2 separate regions of the Homo sapiens genome follow, and region 2 is linked to region 1. The links are chromatin loops, found by intact Hi-C in ENCODE. Cell type or tissue: GM12878. All regions are shown on one strand.

Region 1 (2,500 bases):
ATTTGTTAGGCCCTTGCTATGTGCCAGGTCCATGCAAGGTGTTTATGTGAATTATCTTAGTTAAGTGAATTCTCAGAACAACTAAGGAAGGTAGATCCTACTATTTCCTCTATTTCACCCATGGAAAAATTGAAATACAGAAAGTTGGAGTAATTTGGCCGGGCGCGGTGGCTCACGCCTGTAATCCCAGCACTTTGGGAGGCCAGGGCGGGCAGATCACGAAGTCAGGAGATCGAGACCATCCTGGCTAACACGGTGAAACCCTGTCTCTACTAAAAATACAAAAAATTAGCCGGGCGTGGTGGCGGGCGCCTGTAGTCCCAGCTACTCGGGAGGCTGAGGCAGGAGAATGGCGTGAACCGGGGAGGAGGAGCTTGCAGTGAGCCGAGATCGCGCCACTGCACTCCAGCCTGGGCGACAGAGCGAAACTCTGTCTCAAAGAAAAAAAAAAAAAAAAAAAGTTGGAGTAATTTACCGAAGGTCACAAAGCCGATGATGGAGCCGCTAGAAATTTAATGTTACTCCAGCAGAAGAATCTGTGTTTTCGAAGACCAAGTACAGAAGGCAACATTTTACCCAAAAGAATAACTCTCTAAAAGTGGAGTTTTAGGTACTTTATCCTCCTGAGATAGGATAAAACTGAATTTTTCCTTTTTTTTTTTTTTTTTTTTTTTTTTGATGGAGTCTCACTCTGTCACCAGGCTGGAGTGCAGAGTGGTGTGATCTCGGCTCACTGCAACCTCTGCCTCCCGGGTTCAAGCGATTCTCCAGCCTCAGCCTCCCCAGTAGCTGGGACTACAGGCACAGGCCACCACGCCCGGCTAAATTTTGTACTTTTAGTAGAGACGGGGTTTCACCATGTTGGCCAGGAATGAATTTTTTTTTTTCCACAGTGATAAAAAGTAGTTTACTTCTGGTCACTGCAAACTGCAAAGCCTTTAAGGACCTCTAGTTTACACTTATTATGAGGAGGTATCGTCGATACTATTCTGGGACACAGATGAAGAGGAATTTTCTAAAGATATGTTGTAAAATATGTTTTAAAACTAGAAATGCAAAAACTTTCGGTGCCCTGGGATTCAGAGAGTCCAGAACAATAAAGTCAAAGCTATAACTGTAGTCTCTCAGGAAAGGTTACTGAATATGTTTTAAATTGTATTTGCTTAGGATTGTCCTGATTCTATTGAACTTTGCATGTAACATACATAGCTTGTGTACCAGCAAGCACTGCCTAAGAAAAAGATGGCTCTGTGAAGCGTGAACTCTTATGGTAGAAAACAGCACTATGACCGCTGAATAAAGAGGATTAAATAGTAAAACACATTTTGAGCCAGCACAAAAGAACAATGCATGGCACGCTTCCGCCACCTTGTGGAGTGACATATATTCGCATGTCTTTTAGGAACCCAAAGCAATTTTTTCATAAACTTTTTTAAAAAGAATTAAAGAAATGGCAATATTATTTTCAAACACGTTGCCCATTCTTCTGTGTCCTTAATGATTACAGTGTAACTAAGGCACATTTCTGGTGCCCAAAAAGAACGTTATATGTTTATATACTTTATTTTGGTGATCTAAATAATACCTGTTATTTTAAAAAAAAAAAGTAGTAATGAAATAATCTTCCTTCCCACCTTTTCCCTAATTTACACCTGTGAAGGGGATATTAAATCAAATCTAATTTAAGATAATACAAACATAAATTGTTCCACATATAGTCTTTTAGATTTGGTGAATAATGCATATCATGATCAGTATCCAGGGTTCTAGGTTTTTTGTTTTAATATGCATTTGTAAAATTAATGAATATAGGCAGGGCACGGTGGTTGACACCTGTAATCCCAGCACTTTGGGGGGCCAAGACAGGCGGATTACGAGGTCAAGAGATCGAGACCATCCTGGCCAACATGATGAAACCCCGTCTTTACTAAAAACACAGGCACACGCCTGTAGTCCCAGCACCTTGGGAGACTGAAGCAGGAGAATCGCTTGAACCCAGGAGGCGGAGGTTGCAGTGAGCCGAGATCATGCCACTGCACCCCAGCCTGGTGACAGAGTGAGACTCTGTCTCAAAAAAAAAAAAAAAAAAAAGTAATGAATATAGGTGTTAGGGTGCTATATAATACTCATAATAGGGGCATGTAAAAAGAAGAAAAAGTGTCAACCGATTGGTGGAACTTTCCACTTTAAAGACAGCCCAAGCCACAGTTTTCTGTTAATTTTGCTTCATTTTGGTAGACTGAAAATTTATATGCTTTAGGTAAAGAAGTCCATATACAGGCAATTTCACTATACCACCTGTTTTGAATTTGAAAATTTTTCATTTAGATTAAAAAGATAAAATTGGGACACCCAATATCCCAGTTAAATGATGAAAAAAACTATTTCTTCCTTTCCTTTATGTATGTAATCTCTAGTACTCCTATGAACAATGAATATTCCTGACACTGAGAGCTATTATATTCCAATCAGATATCTTTTGACAGACATTTAGAATTTA
Region 2 (2,500 bases), 330 kb before region 1:
TAAATAGTAGTGTCATTCAGTGATATGGTAATTAGTAGTGTCATTCAGTGATATGGTAATTAGGAAAATAGAAGAAAGAAAGGTAAATGGAGATTTTACTTCTTTTACTATATTCTTTTATGTCTCCATGAAATAGGCAAATAAAACTGTCTAGGAAGATGTTAAATATATAGATCTCAAGCTCTTGAGAGGGGTCTGAGTAGGAAACAAAGATGCAGGATCCATCATAATTTATGTAGTGGCCCAACGTAGTAGTTTTTAATAAGGCAATACGGATAAGTACAGAGTGAGACATCAAGAAGGCCAAGAACACACTAGCAGGAAAAAAATTTCATGAAGATGAGTAAGAGCAGAGTAGGAACATGGAAAGAGTGATTTCACAGAAGCCAAAGCAAGTGTCAGCACTGCCAAATGCTGTCAAGAAAATAACTAAGATAACTGTAAAGTTTTTTTTTTAGATCGGGTAACACGGAGAAAATTTGCAACAATATAGAAGACATCTGTTGTTTTTGCCTGCCTGACATCCCTTCCTCCTTCTCTTGATAACAAGAGTGCCCATTTACCTTTAGAGAACTTTCCTGTTGCATGTAGCTGTGGTGGGACCCTCAGTCCAGGTACTCTGCCCTCTCCTGCTCAGGAGCTAGACATGTGATCTAACCTAGGTCCCTCAGACTTGGAATTTGAATTTGGGTGAACTGTTTGGTTTTTCAAAAGAATACATTGGGAATACACTTATGGTTTTGCCGTTATGGTTATCAACGTGATGAAACAGTGATCTAATGGAATTATGTTTTTATCTTGGTTATAACCTCAAATATAAGGTCAAAGAGGATGTTTGGTTATAAAGTTTGTTCAAACAGGGGAAGTTACCTTATTGGTATATCTTTAGCCCAGATTAATGTCTATGTGATTAATGCATTATTGAGATATCTAGAGAATTTGTTTTATGTTTCTAGCAATGTATACACAGAAATATTTTGATGAGTTGCACCCAGATCCATGAAGCAAAACAAAATCAGATTGGTTACATAATTAAGGAAAAATGTATCAGGTCTTTACCCAATGGCAGACCTTACAAATATGTCTGACTGGTTTACAAAAAGTCAATGCTCAAAATACCTCTACAAAGAGTAGTATAGCGTAATGGTTGAGCCAGGCTCTGGAGCCAGACTCCTAGTAGTAATAACATTCTCTACTAACTAGATGTAAACCCTGAGGAAATTACTTAACATCTCTGGGTCTTTCTGTTCTCATCTGTACAGTGAAGATGGTATTACACCTATTTCATGGAGTTTCTGGATGAATTAAATTAATTATTAAATGCAAAGCCTTAAAACAGCACACAGCACATAGTATACGTCAGTTATTATTATTGCCGATGTGGTAGAAACAAGATCAATTTTTGACATGAAAAGGGCTATTGTAAAGTAGAAATTAGATCAGAACTCTGCCAAAATCATCATTTTCAGTTCACATGAGCTTCATTGAACTCGGGACAAATCATCTGAATTGAGGTGGATGTGGTGTGGGACAGTTCCCACACCCAGGTTTCGTTTTGAGTGTTAAATGCGTTCAAATATGAAAATTCAGGGTGAAACTTAGAGCAAAACTGCCAGGTTTTGGACTACTCATTTCAGAACAAATTAGCATATTTAATTTTGGGGGCAAACCCGTTAACCAGTTTTGCTAGTTTTTTAGCAAAATTTACAACAACATTTTTTTTTTCTTGCCAAATTCTTTCATTTTGGATCTTGGTCTGACATATTTTCATCTTTGGTCCATACTTGGACTGCTTTTTAGTTTTATTGTTATTTCTAATAATGTAGTAAGTGCTTGTAAATCCATCATCCAAACAAAAAGTTAAGATTTTGACCACAATTTGTATCTCATTACCTGGTTCTCCACCACACCACCACCACTGTGCCATTCTTCTGACTCCCCTTACGTGAATTGGTCATCCTTGAATGTTTTTGAAATTCTTTGCTTTTTTGTTGACTCTTTTACTTTTGTGTCACTTTTTTAGTTGTTACTAAAAGAGAATATAATGTTTTATACATAATATCTTGGGACATACTTTTTCAATGTGATAACATCATTAATGATATAGTGCAGACAATGATCTGTTTCCTTGTTCCTCAGTCTCACCTTGAAACTTTTTTCCAAATTAACATCTAATAATTGCACAATCCCTTGCTATTCATAGCCAGAGGACTTCTTATTAAATGTAGATTACAATTCAATTTTTTTGACCCATCTATAGGTTAATCAAAACTTGGATGGAATGTTGATTTCTTTAAACATGTCCAAATCATGAAAACATTTTTTCACACTATGTTTCATTTTCTTCAAAATTGGTAACCTATTGGTTATTAAATACATCAACTGAATTGTGCACTGAATTTTCCTACCTTTCATCTCTTGCTTTCTCACTTATTTTTGTGTCTGCCAAGAGGATCCCCTTATAAATGAGACTACATTTTTTTGTACACAGTGGGACTAT

What was found. A loop is a pair of places that touch in the nucleus more often than their neighbours do. Peaks named below come from ENCODE experiments on the same cell type or tissue, not always from the same donor. Only the 100,000 strongest peaks of a DNase experiment are listed, where the experiment ranks them.
Region 2: a loop joins it to region 1, with 5 times the contacts of the local background. A loop is called at or near these places in 3 of 110 quality-filtered maps.

Annotation. Positions count from the first base shown.
Region 1 is chr2:212,685,354-212,687,853 of GRCh38, reverse strand. No RefSeq gene overlaps it. Among named protein-coding and RNA genes, the nearest start is that of LINC01878, 110 kb to the left of the region's middle. In GM12878, a CTCF peak has its summit at 1,370 (motif pointing left); a DNase peak (open chromatin) is centred at 1,323.
Region 2 is chr2:213,015,003-213,017,502 of GRCh38, reverse strand. The region is part of intron 7 of IKZF2 (IKAROS family zinc finger 2); the gene reads left to right. Among named protein-coding and RNA genes, the nearest start is that of MIR4776-2, 90 kb to the right of the region's middle. In GM12878, no CTCF peak of the experiment used is centred here; a DNase peak (open chromatin) is centred at 1,542; H3K4me3 peaks cover 2,243 bases; H3K27ac peaks cover 2,500 bases.